3 separate regions of the Mus musculus genome follow, and all the other regions are linked to region 1. A link is a loop called in an ENCODE intact Hi-C map of the cell type or tissue named here. Cell type or tissue: heart. All regions are shown on one strand. Links, peaks and the distances in the headings refer to the core of each region. The heading gives the core; the rest is flanking DNA.

Region 1 (4,534 bases), core at 927-3,426:
CCCCGAGAACAGGTGTGCCCCCGCTCGCTCGGTGCCGGGACCCAGTGCAGCGCCGCTACCCGAGTCCTCGGATTCCCCCTCCAGGCCCCGGAACGCAGCGATGGAACTCACGCCACTTAGCCCCGGGCTCCGCCGGCCGGGAGGAATCGGAACGGGAAACGCCCGGCGCGCTTTTTCTCCACGCTCTTTTCTGCCTTTACACTTTGCTCATTTTCCCTTTGCGAGAAAAGCCGGGGGGCTGTGTGCAGGGCCCCAGCTAGCTCGGCTGCCCCCCCGGTTCTACTCACTGCCTCCTTCCTGCTAGCCCTCCTTCTATTTTTATTCCCCCCCCCAAAAAAAACCCTAAAATGCGTCTCAGGCGGAGGCCACAGTGGAGGCGGGAGGTAGGTCGTGGCTGCAAGACGTCGTGAGCAGAGAGCGCCTGTGCTTTCCCTTTCAGCTGCTTCTGGGGCAGCGAAGGGGCGCAGGAGAAAGACCTGGGACGACACAGGCCACCCAGACAGAGCCGCGCCCCATCCGGGTGGCCCTGGCCCTAAGCACTCCAGCCACCCGATGTGCGTCCGGCCCCCCCGGCCCAGGCCCCGGGGCCTTGACTAGAGCGGTGACCCGGACCAGAGAAGGCAGTGCGTTCTTAATGGGAAGGGAGAATGTGTCCTCTGCTTTCCAACACCCCGAGACCTCGTCACCTCGGGGCTCCAGCACGCCCTGGCGGGCCACGGTCACCCGGGCCTCGAGCTCTTGCCGGGGATACTGTAGCGCAGGACGAACCTCGCATCCCTAGATGGCCTCGCCACCGTGGGCGGCCTCGCCCGGGGGGCCATACGGAAGCTCTCTGCCCAAGTTTGTTGTGCCCTGGAAGAAAAGCCTTTCTCTTACAAAACACAAAGGCGAAACGCCCAGGCCGAGCCCTGAAAAGCTTCGGGTTGGGGGTGGGGGGGCGGCCGGAGGCTCCGGCGCGCGGTGGCTGGGACGGGCTCCGCCGGGCGGAGGAGGTCGCTCGGCCCCGAGTGACGAGCGCGGCGGCGGTGGCCGCAGGACTGCAGCAACCGGCGTGCTCGCTGAAAAGTTTTGCTCTCAAGTCGGAAGAAGAGAAATTGTTACTCAGTTTAAGGCAGGTAGAAGATGTAAAAAAAAAAAAAAAAAAAAAAAAAAAAAAAAAAAAAAAAAAAAAAAGAAAAAAGAAAAGAAAAGAAAAGAAAAAAAGAAAAAGAAAAAACACCACACACACAAAAAGCAAGCTCGTGATTTTACAAGATCGTCCTCCCACCTCGCTCCTTATAATCGCTGGAAGAGGGGATCCCGCCCCCCCACCCCCAATCCCAGGAGACCGGCACGGAACGCGTTACTCTAAGGCCGGCCAGTCCAACCCAGTGGAGCTGGGAGTTTACCGGTTACAGATAGCACGGTTCACCTCAGTGGCAGCACCTGCCTTCATCCTGCAGGCGGAGGTTTTCCCCATCCCACCCCCACCGCACCCCCCGGCTCTCCTTCTCCATCCTTCACACCCGTCCTCGTCAGGAAAAAGTAAGCCGAGCCTCTGGGGACCCCAAGGCTCCGGAGCCTGCGGGGTACCCCACCGGGTCGGCAATGTGTTGTGCGGCTGGGATCGTTTCTCAACAGATCGCCCCTTTCCTATCCCGCCCGCCGCCTGAGAGTCCCCACTGAGTAACACTCAGACCGGGCCCGCGGAAATCACAGCGGGGTGCACCGGGAAGCCGGGCAGGAGAGCTTACTCGCGGTCGACCCAAACAAAGTGGAAATGGGGCTTATAAAAAGATGGAGAAGTCCTGCTCCCTTCCCCTGGCTATCCCCCTCGCCCTCCCTACTTGTCCAATTCCAGCGTCTGGTCCCTCCCCCTTGCACCCCCCAAATAAAACACATTAAGGAAAACTCAAGACGGAAAGTTTGAGTGAGGCAGCGCACTGAGCGCGCCGGGCACCGACAGCCAAGGAGGCTCGGTCGCCAAGATCTAAGACGCGGCAGTGCAGGTCCCAGTCCCTGTCCCTGTCGCAGGGGAGCCGCCCGAATCCCTGGGAGACCAACCCCGAAAGTTAGCCAGGTTCCTCAGCAACCCGGCCACCCTCGCGCCCACCCCTCTTGTGTACGCACACGCATCCACACCCCTTTCTGGGCTCCGTACTTGCCGTGGAAATTCCTGGGGAGAACGATCGCACTTTTCAGGACACCAAGGTAAGAAGACGGAGAGTGTGGTGCATGAAAAGTCCCGGGTGCGCAGAGCCGGCGGGGGCAGCGGCGGCGGTGGTGGCGGCAGCGGCAGCAGCAGCAGCAGCAGGCGGCTGGCCCCGGGTTTGTGCTCGCGAGCTGCCTGGGATTGCATGTACAGATCAAGAGACTCTGTTGGTGTGAGAGAAGAGCAGTGCTGCCTCTCAGCGCTGGCTCTAATCAGTGAATGAGCCTCCACTCTCCCAGGGACTCGGAGGCGCACACACACGCGCGCGCGCACACACACACTCACACACACATGCACGCACACATTCTCTCACACTCACACACATACAGGCACTCTGAGCACTGAATACATTAGGGTACTAAGGGACTCTGGGAAATGGAGTCCAGACCCCGGGCACTCCGGGAGAGCAGCCCTGGCTGCCCTCACTAGAGGGCTGGATGGTCTTAGGTGGCCCGCCCAAGTGGAAACTAGAGAGGTCTTTTGCCTTTGTTTACATCTCTCCTCCTTTCCCTTCGGAGAAATCTGACTGACCGCGATTCTTTTTTGAACTAAAGTGACCAAGGGGAAATGGCTAAATCTTTTAAGCCTGACGTCAGGGCTGCTCGCTGACCACCAAACCTTGGCTCCAACATAAAACTCTACCCTTTCCCCCCCACCCCCCGCCCCCGAAAGATCCTACCTGCTGTGTAGTGCTTCGAATGTTTAGTGCTTTGAATATTACTTTGGGTCTTTGCCTATAAAAATAAAATTGTAAGTGAATATGAATAAAACTGACATTTAGACAGAGAGGAAAAGGGGCCTAGTTTAACACCCAGATTTGTGAATAAAAATTTCCCTGGTGTCACTGATGTTTATAATATAGTTCTTTCTCTTCAAATTGTTAATTCATGAGGTATAAAAAGATATATTGGGGAAATAGAGAATTAACATTATTGAGAACCTTCTAAGACCCAAGCTATGAGTCCAAATGTCATTCCACAATCTCATTTAGCCCTTTAATTCTGGAGATAATATTTCTAGTTTTTAAAAAGAAGAAACTGAGGCTGGGTTTTGTGACTTACTTCTAGGTACACAGCTAACAGGGAAGGCAGGTAGGCCCCGCTGAGAAGGCAAAGCCCAGCTGAAAGCTAATCCTGGCCTCTGAAGTAATTCCTTTGTTTTGTGGCTTGGTTTCTAAAAAGTCAGGTTTCTCATCTGGAAAAAATTTCTCTTCCCTAGGATACATGAGGATAATCCATCCTGCGAAGAACCTCCCAGGATTATAGTCTAAACCAGAATGAGACCAATATTCCATTCTGATGTGACTTTTTCGTCCCTTTTTCTCATGTTTAACATGTGCTTAAGTTTGTATAGAACTGGGCTCTGTGGTTGATGCCTGTAATCCCAGCACCCAGGAGGCAGATGCAGGAGGACTGCTGAAAGTCCCAGCACAGCCTGGTCTACACAGGGAGTTCTAGGCCAGCCAGGGCTAGGAGTGAGACTCTCAACAAAAGGTACTAGCTAAGTTCCTGTGTGGTGATTACACTTAAAATGTTTAATTAGCAGCTCTTTAAATGAGCAGCTAATAGGCTCACCTAGACTTCTGTGACCATGACTACCTCCATTCACAGGATTCAATTGGCTTAGGGACTTCTAAGCCTCTAGCCATACCAGTCATGCATTGGCACTATTGTTAATTAGACTGCTCTTTTCTGTTGAGTTATAAACGTTATGTGGGCAAGAACTATGCTTGATTTTTTTTTCAAGAGAATCATCTAAGTATCTGACAATGTCAGTATATAGGAGTATTAAAAATGAACAGATACAAGCCAGGCAGTAAAGGCTCTCACCTTTAGCCAGACAGGAGACAGAAGCTGTCAGATCTCTATGAGTTCTAGGTCAGCCTGGAGTACAGGGAGAGTTCCCAGGACAGCCAGAACTATATAGAGAAACTGTCTCAAGAACAAACAAACCAAAACAAATATGCCTTGAATGTGCAAGGCCATGGCTTAGATTAAAACAACAACAACAACAACCAATGACAACAAAACCAAACCAACACCCCCACCACCCCCAAATCCCACAGAACTCCTGTCCCTAAAGAACTAACCATCTAGTCAGGGACCAAAAGAACAGGTTAGAAATCAATGTAGCCACTGCTGTAATTAGGGTGACCATATATCTGTTGACCTGAGAAAAGTTTAATCATAAATGGGCCACTATTACTAATTATGTTGGGGTGACTAGTGAACAGAGGTTATCCTGGGCTGCATGTTGAGATGTCGAACACAAAATACTTCATCCATTAATTTAGCATGTATTTATTGAGCCCTGCCCTGCAGTATGCTGAAAGGACCAGGAGCC
Region 2 (4,534 bases), core at 1,023-3,522, 140 kb before region 1:
CTGGACTAGGCACTGCTCTGGACCTATGCAGAGGAGGCCTTCCCCATGTCTCTCCTCTTCTTGTGAGGTGGGTAGCTCCTCCTTCATTCCCTACATTTAGCAGATTCCCCACACAATCTCCTGCTGAGCTGTTTTATCCCTTACCATCCCTCCTTCCCAATGAAACTGGCCTAGTGTGGTGTCACCATCTTCACACAGACCATAGTAGTCTGTTTGTGTGGCTGTAACACATTACCTAAGGCTAGCCACTTTATTTTAGGGGGGAAAGATAGAGCTGGGTGTGGTGGTACATGCCTGTAATCCTAGCACTCTAAAGGCAGAAGCAGACAGATCTCTGAGCTCCAGGTCAGACAGGGTTAACACAGTGAGACCCCAGATTTTGTTTTGTTTCCATTTTTAAGTTGATTTGACTCACAACCCTGGTGGCTGGAAGGTCCAACCAGCACAAAGCTTGCTCCCAGACTGTGTCATCACAACACAGCGTAGAACAGAAAGGCCATGTGCAAATGGGGCCAATTTAGTCTAGTGAAAACTAAGTCTAGCACACCAGCATTAATCCCTTCCGGTGGCAATGCCCTGCCTGCAGGCGCCAGCTCTGCAAGGTCCTGTTACCTCTTCATGTTGCCAAGCTGGGGACCAGCCTCACGCCCACGCATCCCAGGGAGTCAAACCTGCACAGCACCGAAGCTCTGCACATCTGCACATCACTGATAACTATCTGACACTGTCACTGATTCACAAATCTCAATGGGCTCCGCCCACTTTCAGCACTGCCTGAGCTTCCTTCAGGATCCCGGGAGTCTGCCTGCCTCCTTCACATCCTTTCCCAACACTTCTTTTCATGGCTGAACTCTTCAAACTGCCCTTTAAATCCATGTCTTTTGGTCTAGAAATTCTCACATGCTGTGGCATGTGTTATGTTTGTATATGTGCATGTGTGTACACATGTCCCAGATGTGGACACCAGGTATCCTGCTACATCAATCTCTGTCTTATTCTTTTGACACAGAGTCTGGCACTGAACATGGAACTCACTGTGATTTCTGGTGGGCTAGTTGGTTAGCTAATATGCTCAGGGATCCCCCCAGCCCCTCCATCTCCCCTTCTCAGTGCGGGGGGGGGGTGTTATGTGTTTAGTCTGTCACGTCCAACTTTTCTGTATGTGCTGAAGGTCTGAACTTGGATCCTTACACTTGCCCAGTGAGTGTTTATGCCCACAAGCCTTTCCCCAGCCTTAAAACATTATATTTTTAAAAAGACATGCTCAAAGATCTTCAGGAATATGGCCTTACTTTTTGCACTGGTTAGCTCAGTGTTTTATCACACCAGTTTACCATAATGTACTTCTTGGTGTCTGTATATTATAGAGCATAAACTTTAGGTCAGGACTCATGCCTTAGTCATTTCCCTATCATGAGTTGGGTATCACTGTTTGATGAACAAAAGAGCTAATGAAGAATTATGATGGCGACATTCCACGAGGTTAGGGTTGTGGAAAGGAAGGGAGGGCACGTGACTCCGTGCTCGCACAGTACCTAGCAGGTGACTAGGGCTCAGCAACCATTGGTTGAACAAATGGATGAGACCGTTGAGCCAAACCGCATTCTGAAACTTGAAGATACCACTCCATGGTTCTGCTTACATTTCCTGCCAACATCGGTTCTCTGACCCATGTGGCCACGGCTACCTCGATACCTTCCTGTAGCCACACTGATGAAGCAAGGAACACTCAAACGGTTGGGTAACCCTGAGGCTGTTTTCCTTGTTTGGAAACAGTACCTGTTCCTCTCGTCCCAATACCTGAATGGAGAGAGAGGCAGAATTGCATCCATTCAATTAGCCCCCAACCAGACCTTAGGGATGGGCAAGCTCCTTTCTACTTACCAAGGACTGGTTTCACCCACTCTCCACTTAACAGGGGCTCTTGTGACAATGTCATCAGGTACTTATAGGCTTTTGAAGGCCACCCTTCTCTGAGATCTGCTGGGGCCACCAGGATGGTCACTGAGAAGGACAGAAGAAGCCACAGAGCCAGGGAGCCAGGGCAGCACTGGAGAGCTGCGCTGGGCCTGGGTTGAGGAGGGCTTTGGAAAGCTTTAGCTCTGACTTGGAAAAACATTTCCTAGAGGAACTCAGGGCTCATGCAGCTGGATACTTCAGTGAGTATCTGGATACATGCACTTTCCTGTAAGCATGGTACACGCCCCCTGGCTTAGCAGTGGACAGAGAAATGACGTCCCAGTTCTTCAACAGTTATGTTCTTAGAACAAAGACAATGTCTGGGATAAGAAAAGTGGGCCTGCTCTAAAGTGGGTTGAGACCCTAACTTCCTACAGCCAAAGTCTCTGCCCACTGTCCCACAGATAGAGCAACTCTCCAAGTCTACCTTCCTTCTGCCTTCCCTCGCTTAAGACAGAGCGGGCCCCACACACCTGCTCCAGTACCTCCTCCTCCTCCTGGGCCAGCCTGGAAACTCCCCGGAGATGGTGCCTGCCTGGCCTGCTGGAGCTCTCCGGATCTCTCTCGGTGCTGTGGGCCTTCCCTCCTCCTTTCTCATCTCTATATATCTGTCTAATGAACATTTCAATAAGCCGAGCGCAGCTTTTTCCACTTAATAAGCAGAGTGCTGACTTCATTGCGGGTTTGCTCCTCACTTATCTGTTCAGGGCCTTAAATCATTCGCAGGAAACGCTTGGCAAAGTGAAATCTGGTATCTTGGCCATGGGTCCCTCCTGTCAGCACCTGCCCTTCAGGGCCCGGGGAATGCCCTGTTCCCACAAACCACCACGAGGGTGGAAATGAAACTCCCATAAGCCAGAGACCAGAGTCTGAGGCTGACAACGCCTAAAAGAGAAATGTTACATACACAATTGCCTACAGAACAGCTGAGGAGGTCAGGGGCGGGTGTGATGAGGCCGGAGATACTACCTCTAGGAGATGATGTTTAAGCTACAATACGCAAAGCCTCCGTGAAACTGGGTGCTGCGTAACCCGGGAGAGCCCAAAGCAGTCCAGAGACTGGGCACTGCTGTTACATGCGATGCTGCATGTTCTATGTTGAGACTATAACAAAGGACATGGGTTTTGGGATAGGACTTCCTGGGTCTGGATTCTAGCACTATGAAGTTAACTAGCTGTGTGACCTTGGAGATGTTACTGGACCTCTCTGAGCTTCATATTCATATCTTTCTCTAACCAAACGGGGTTAAAATATTCACTCTGTAGAGCTGCTGTACAGATTAAACTTGAGTCTCAGCACAGAGAATACATCAAATGCCTGACATCTAGGTCACAGCCAATAAGCAGTAGTATTACCATGAATGATACTGTCATATGTCTTGAACCTTTTCCCCAAGTCTGAGACGAGGACCTTGAAGGCTGAGGGGTCTTCCGCTTTCTGTGTCTGAGCAGGCAGACAGGAGCAGACAGAAGAGACCTACATTTCACGGACAACCAGAAGAGTGCCCCCGGCTCCCGGCTAAGGTGTGGCTCTCCTGTCATTGTCTGTGTGGTGGGGGCTGGGCTAGGGAGGTTCTTCTCCAGCTTCCATCTGGTTTTAGCTGGCAGGAAGATTTCAGGGCAAAAGGACACAGACTCAATTAAACACGGACAAGCGCAAGGCAAGGCCTTTTGTGATAAACACATCAAACTCCCTCCCCACTCCTCAACTCTGCATGGTCAGCCACAGTTCTGGCAGAGAACCTGGAAATCCTTCATTTAGACAGCTCCAACGGCTGTTGGCCAAGAAGCTAAGACAACTGTGAATAAGATATCAAGAAGGAACACATACTTCTCAAGCTAGCCAGCTGGATGGGTCTACCTGCCGGGCTCGGCTCTGTCCTGGTACCCTATCCCGGGGAGATCCAGGGCTGCAAAACCTCTTTAAGTAGTTAGATCGAATGTCCCATTCTTAAGCCTGGACATGGGAAGACCGCAGGGGACATTGAGGGAATGCCAAAGGGGCAGCAAGGGCGTACATATTCATTCACAAAACCCCATGCCACAGGCAGAGTGGGTTTGCTTTGAACCCAGAGCACATGGGGAGTGGAGGGGGGGGGAATCAAAGTGGCTGCTGTTTTACGCAGTGGCCAGGGAACTTAAGAAATTCATTATCCCCAGTGGTAGCTCTAGCAGAAAGCGTAAATGAATTGAAAAGTATTTGGACAAGGCTATGAAAGACACAGTCACATATATCCCTGAATCAGGGTTTGTTCAGTGCGTGAATAAATGAATATGGATGATCTTAGTTTTCAAGGTATTTCAATCCAGTGGAATAAATATTCATGGGGTGCCTACTGTGTGCAAAGCATTGTGCAGGACATGAGGCTGAACAGTTTCTGTCCAGAAGTTTACACTTTTATGAGGGGATTAGAAAGGACGATGTCAACACGGGGTGGACTCGGTATATCTGTTGTAAGAAAACACAGGGGACTCCGGGAGGGCCAGGAAGGGAGAGATTCCACGGGGTTTAACGAAGGTGACATGTGAGACCAGCCTTGAACAGCAAGCTGCTTTTCAGCAGGTGAATATGGAA
Region 3 (4,534 bases), core at 1,023-3,522, 150 kb before region 1:
CCAGGCAAGTGAAGTGAAGCCAGGCAAAGCAGGGTGGTAAGCCTGCAGGTGGAAAGCAGGAGGTCTGTGGAGGAGAGCATGCGTGCCACAGCTCTTCACAGTCACATGGAGAGTGCGACTGGGCAGAGAGCAACTCAGGAGACACAGAGAGGTGATTCAACAGAGAGCAAGGGTTACGGGATGAAGGGCTTATGAGGCCCAGTTCTGCCTTAAGCGGAACACATCCTCTGGGAATCTATGTTCCATCATCTCTATTCTGTTGACTTTAAACTTTCTGTCTGTACCTTTTGCTCCCTGAGACTGTCAGACACTGCTAATGGATGACAATCCCGTGGCTCCAATTATCCGAGATGAACTCTTCTGGCCTCCTCCCAGACTTGCTTCTGATCCTGGATTGCACGATTTCCAAAATACCCAACCTTTAGTCTCCTTCAGTGGGTTCTGGTCACTTCTTTTTCCTGACCTGGTGTCTCCACTGACTGACTCCAAGCAGTTGCTTTGCTTAGGCACCACCTTGGTTGTCTTGATCCTGCCTGCCACCTCCCTTTTTCCTTCTTTCCATTTTTTCCTTCCTTCCTTTTTCCTTCCTTCCCTTTTTCCTTTTCTTTCTTTCTTTGTTCCTTATAATTTATGTATTTTTATTTTATGTGCATTGGTGTTTGGCCTGCATATATGCCTGTGTAAGGGTGTCAGATCCCCTGGAACTGGAGTTACAGACAATTGTGAGCTGCTTTGCTGGGAATTGAACACAGATCTCTGGAAGGGCAGCCAGTGCTCTTAACCACCGAGCCATCTCTCCAGCCCCCACCTCCCTTTTCATGTCACAGGACTCCACTTATAAGACCTAGGCAAATCTGACAACACAGCTTGCCTCCTTCCAAGCCTTCAAGAGCTTCCACAGTTCTCCACATGAGGAAGATGAAGTCTGAACTCCTTGTACCCGACTCGTGGGATTGTAGTAAGGAATAAGAGACAACGCACATGTAGCACTTGGACTGTGGGCTGGGGCATTTAGGCTTTCAATTAACAACACTCACCGCGGTATGTTATTATATGATTTACAACACGTTGCCATTATACTATAAACTGTCCCCTCATGTGCGGGAGTGCGTGTCTTTCTCTTCAGGCACTTTTCATGCTGCTTCGCCCCCGCCTTCTCCTTCGAGAGCCTGGCCTATCTCTGTCCATCCTACCTGGCCTGGCTTCCACTGGTAGGGCCCTTACCACCATCATCTGATCTCTCATTTCTCTCTCTGGAGTACTTCTCCCCAGCAGAGCACCAGAGAGAGTCCAGAGAAAAACGGTGTTCTTTGACTGAAAGACACTCAGTGTTGTAGAGAAGGAGAGGACCCAGATTCTTACAGGAAGTAGCTGATGCAGAAGCCGGAAGCTGACCATGGGGCACAGACACCAAGAGGGTTAAGAAGGTGTTGAGTCAGAGATCCAGCTGGAAGAACAGCTGGTTTGGCTGTGGTAGAGGCTCACAGGTTAGGAGGAAGAGAAAAGGGACTAGACAGGGGTGTTGCAAGAAATGAGGGATAAATTTTAAAATGCAAGTCTCGTCACTAAATATCATCATCATCATCATCATCAGACACAGTGTCTCATATATCACAAGCTAGCTAAAAATGACCTTGAAGTCTGCTACTCCTGAACTGCCCCAATGCTAAGATCACAGGTATATAGCACCATGCTTGATCTGTGCAGGGCTGGGGACAGGACCCAGGGCTCAGTGCATGCTAGGTAAGCTCAACTGACTTATACCCCCAGCTCCAACACATACGCTGAGCATCTACTTCAGGCCGTGAAGCAGACGCACAGCCGGGTAGTGAGAAAACAGCAATTACAGTACAGGCTGTGAGCACTGTAGCAGCGGTGGTGCCAAGGCATGGGCTTCTAGAACAATCTCTTCCCTGCTAAACTTCAAGAGAGCGCCCACAAGCACTTCCTGGGCACCTGCTCTGTGCCAGGCACACTGCTGGCTGCTGAAGACTTCCAGTGCAAGAGTGACCAAGATGATTTCTGCCACCTAGTGGGAGGAGACAGCTATGCTTAAAAATGCCACAAAGGCAGTCAAATGTCACATGTCCCCAGACTGCCTCCTCTTCCATTTAATGTGATAGGAGTCATTATCATCTAATTCCTCAAGCTAGAAGCCCGGATATTATCTACGACCCCAAGATTTATGCTTTAGACAAACCATAAAACATCCGGTAGAGGATGGGTTAGAGGGCGAGGAGGCTGGAGGCAGGAAGACCAGCTGGAGGCCCAGGCAGTAATTTGGTGTGGTGTGCAGCAGTGGCTTGGACTAGGTAGGAGTCCTGGAAGCACAGGGATGTGGGCTGAGCTGAATGACTGATTACACATGGAGGAGGAGAAAGAAAGAGTTGAAAATAATTCTAGGCTTCCGTTTGGGTGCCCAAGACTGTGGTACCATTGAAAGCAATGAGAACCAAAAAAGGGATAAGTGCAGTGTGTGAGCCTGTGTGTGTGTGTTTAGGCATGTGTGGTGTGTGTGTGTGTGTGTGTGTGTCTTTGTGTATATGTGTGTATGGAGGCATGTGGTGTGTGTACCTCTGTGTGTATATGTGTATGTGACTGTGTATGACTGTGTGTGTGTGCCTCTGTATGTATATGTGTGTATAAGTGTGTGATATGGGTGTGTGCCTCTGTGTGTGTATATGTGAGTATTTATAGGGTGTGTGTGTGCCTGTATGTGTGTATGTGGTGTGTATGTATGTGTAAATGTGTATGTGTCTCTGTGTGTGTACATGTGTGTGTGTATGTGGTGTGTGTATGCCTCTGTGTGTATGTGACTGTGTATGTAACATGTGTGTGCTTCTGTGTGTGTGTGTGCCTCTGTGTGTGTATGTGAGCCTGTGTGTATGTGGTGTGTATGTGGTGTATATGTGGTGTGTATGTATGTGGTGTATGGGTAAGTGGCTGGTTATGTATGTGCCTTTGTGTGTGTGTATGTGTGTGCTTCTGTGTGCCTGTGTGTATGTGCTATGTACGTGTGTGCCTGTGTGTGTGAATCTGTGTGTATGTGTGTGTGTATAGACCAGGCTTTGACACTAGCTGTCTTCCTCAGTTATTTTCTACTTACTTCCTATTTATTTATTTTTCTAAGGGTGAAATTTAAACATTTTTACTATACTTATTTACTATACCTATATGTGTACATACGTGCATGTGCTGTGGTGTATGTGTGAAGGTCATCAGATAACTTCTGAGATACAGGCCTCTCCTTCCACCATGGGGTCGGGGGATCAAACTCAGGCAATTGCACTTGGCAGCAAACACCTTTATCCACTGAGCCCTCTTACCAGCCACCTTCATTTTGAGATAAGGTCTCTCATTGAACCTGGAGCTTACTATATCAGCTGGCCGGTGTGCTTCTAAAGACCTACCTTCCTCCCCAGCGCTGGGGCTATAGACATGGCACATAACTTTACATTGGTGCTGAGGACCCAAGCTCGGATCTTTAGGCTTGTGCAGGAACTTTAATGACCAAGCCATCTCTCTAACCCAAGTAAGTGCTCTATTCTATGAAGAGCGTCTTGGATATCTCTATGGGGAGATGTCAGGAGGCTGATCTGGTTGAAGCTAAGATCAGAATCACTGGCCTATTAGAGTATCAGTTATACAAGAGACGAGGTCACTCAGGGTTAGTGTGTGCAGAGAAAGGCAGAGCAAAACATCTATTCATCCAACCAATTTACCAAGTACCTACTATGCTTCAGCTCCTATTCCAGGTGCTGCAAATATCAGTGAACACAGAATGTCACCTTCTGCTGAAGGCAGAACAACAGGGACGTTTTCAGACAGGGACAAGGGCAAAGGAAAAAGTAATGCTGAACACGAAGGTTGGCCACTGTGAAAAAAACCATCAGAGTAGTCATGAGGGGTGACTGAGCAAAAGTTAGCATGTCCAAAGCTCCTGTGCATTCAAGGAGCAGGAAGGCAAGCCCAGAGGTCAGGACATGTGGGATGGAAGCAGAAATGGGGCGAGAGCTCAGGGACGGATAGGGAGCAGACCAATGGGTGCTGTGGACCAAGGTAAGGACACTGGACTTTACACTCCGGTTACAGGAAGGGCTAGAAAATCTAGATCAGTATTGCTGGAGAATTTCTTTCATGTTATCAGGGAGTACTGGACTACTGTGAAGATCACAGAGTATAGGACAGGTAGGAAAGGAAGAAGGAAGGCCATCTCGATGCAGCCGCCATTGCCCTCTAAGCAGGGAAGGTGGCAAGAAGTCTGAACACTTTTCCCGTTTGCTGACAGATCTGCTCAGTGAGGTAAAGAGAGGCAGCCAGACCCAGAGGTGAGTTAGAAAGGAGACTTCGGCTTTCGTTTCTGTTCCGTTTAATCACGTGGGACAAGAACATTGCCTGACCACTCTGTCCTTCACTTCCATTAAGGAGGCTAATATATATGGAGTGCCTCCTGCGTGCAAGCCTCCTCTAGCTGCTAAGCGGTCAGGGAGGAATGTGACAGAGAGCTTCAGTTCTAGTAGGGGAGAAAACAAGA

Evidence for each region. A loop is a pair of places that touch in the nucleus more often than their neighbours do. Peaks named below come from ENCODE experiments on the same cell type or tissue, not always from the same donor. Only the 100,000 strongest peaks of a DNase experiment are listed, where the experiment ranks them.
Region 2: a loop joins it to region 1, with 1.9 times the contacts of the local background. A loop is called at or near these places in 3 of 42 quality-filtered maps.
Region 3: it touches region 1 in a loop (1.8-fold over the local background); 3 of 42 quality-filtered maps call a loop at or near these places.

What each region holds. Positions count from the first base shown.
Region 1 is chr4:117,494,539-117,499,072 of GRCm38, forward strand. Rnf220 (ring finger protein 220) reads right to left here and starts at 2,514. Exons shown (of 15, transcript NM_025739.3): 1 at 2,145-2,514. Gm12827 (a long non-coding RNA gene) reads left to right here and starts at 1,199. Exons shown (of 5, transcript XR_868034.2): 1 at 1,199-2,190. In heart, for the core only: a CTCF peak has its summit at 2,385; a DNase peak (open chromatin) is centred at 2,443; H3K4me3 peaks cover 1,963 bases; H3K27ac peaks cover 1,646 bases; H3K27me3 peaks cover 409 bases.
Region 2 is chr4:117,357,390-117,361,923 of GRCm38, forward strand. The region is part of intron 2 of Rnf220 (ring finger protein 220); the gene reads right to left. Among named protein-coding and RNA genes, the nearest start is that of Gm40231, 40 kb to the left of the region's middle. In heart, for the core only: a CTCF peak has its summit at 2,135; a DNase peak (open chromatin) is centred at 2,592; H3K27me3 peaks cover 733 bases.
Region 3 is chr4:117,344,204-117,348,737 of GRCm38, forward strand. The region is part of intron 2 of Rnf220 (ring finger protein 220); the gene reads right to left. Among named protein-coding and RNA genes, the nearest start is that of Gm40231, 27 kb to the left of the region's middle. In heart, for the core only: a CTCF peak has its summit at 2,029 (motif pointing left); no DNase peak of the experiment used is centred there; H3K27me3 peaks cover 389 bases.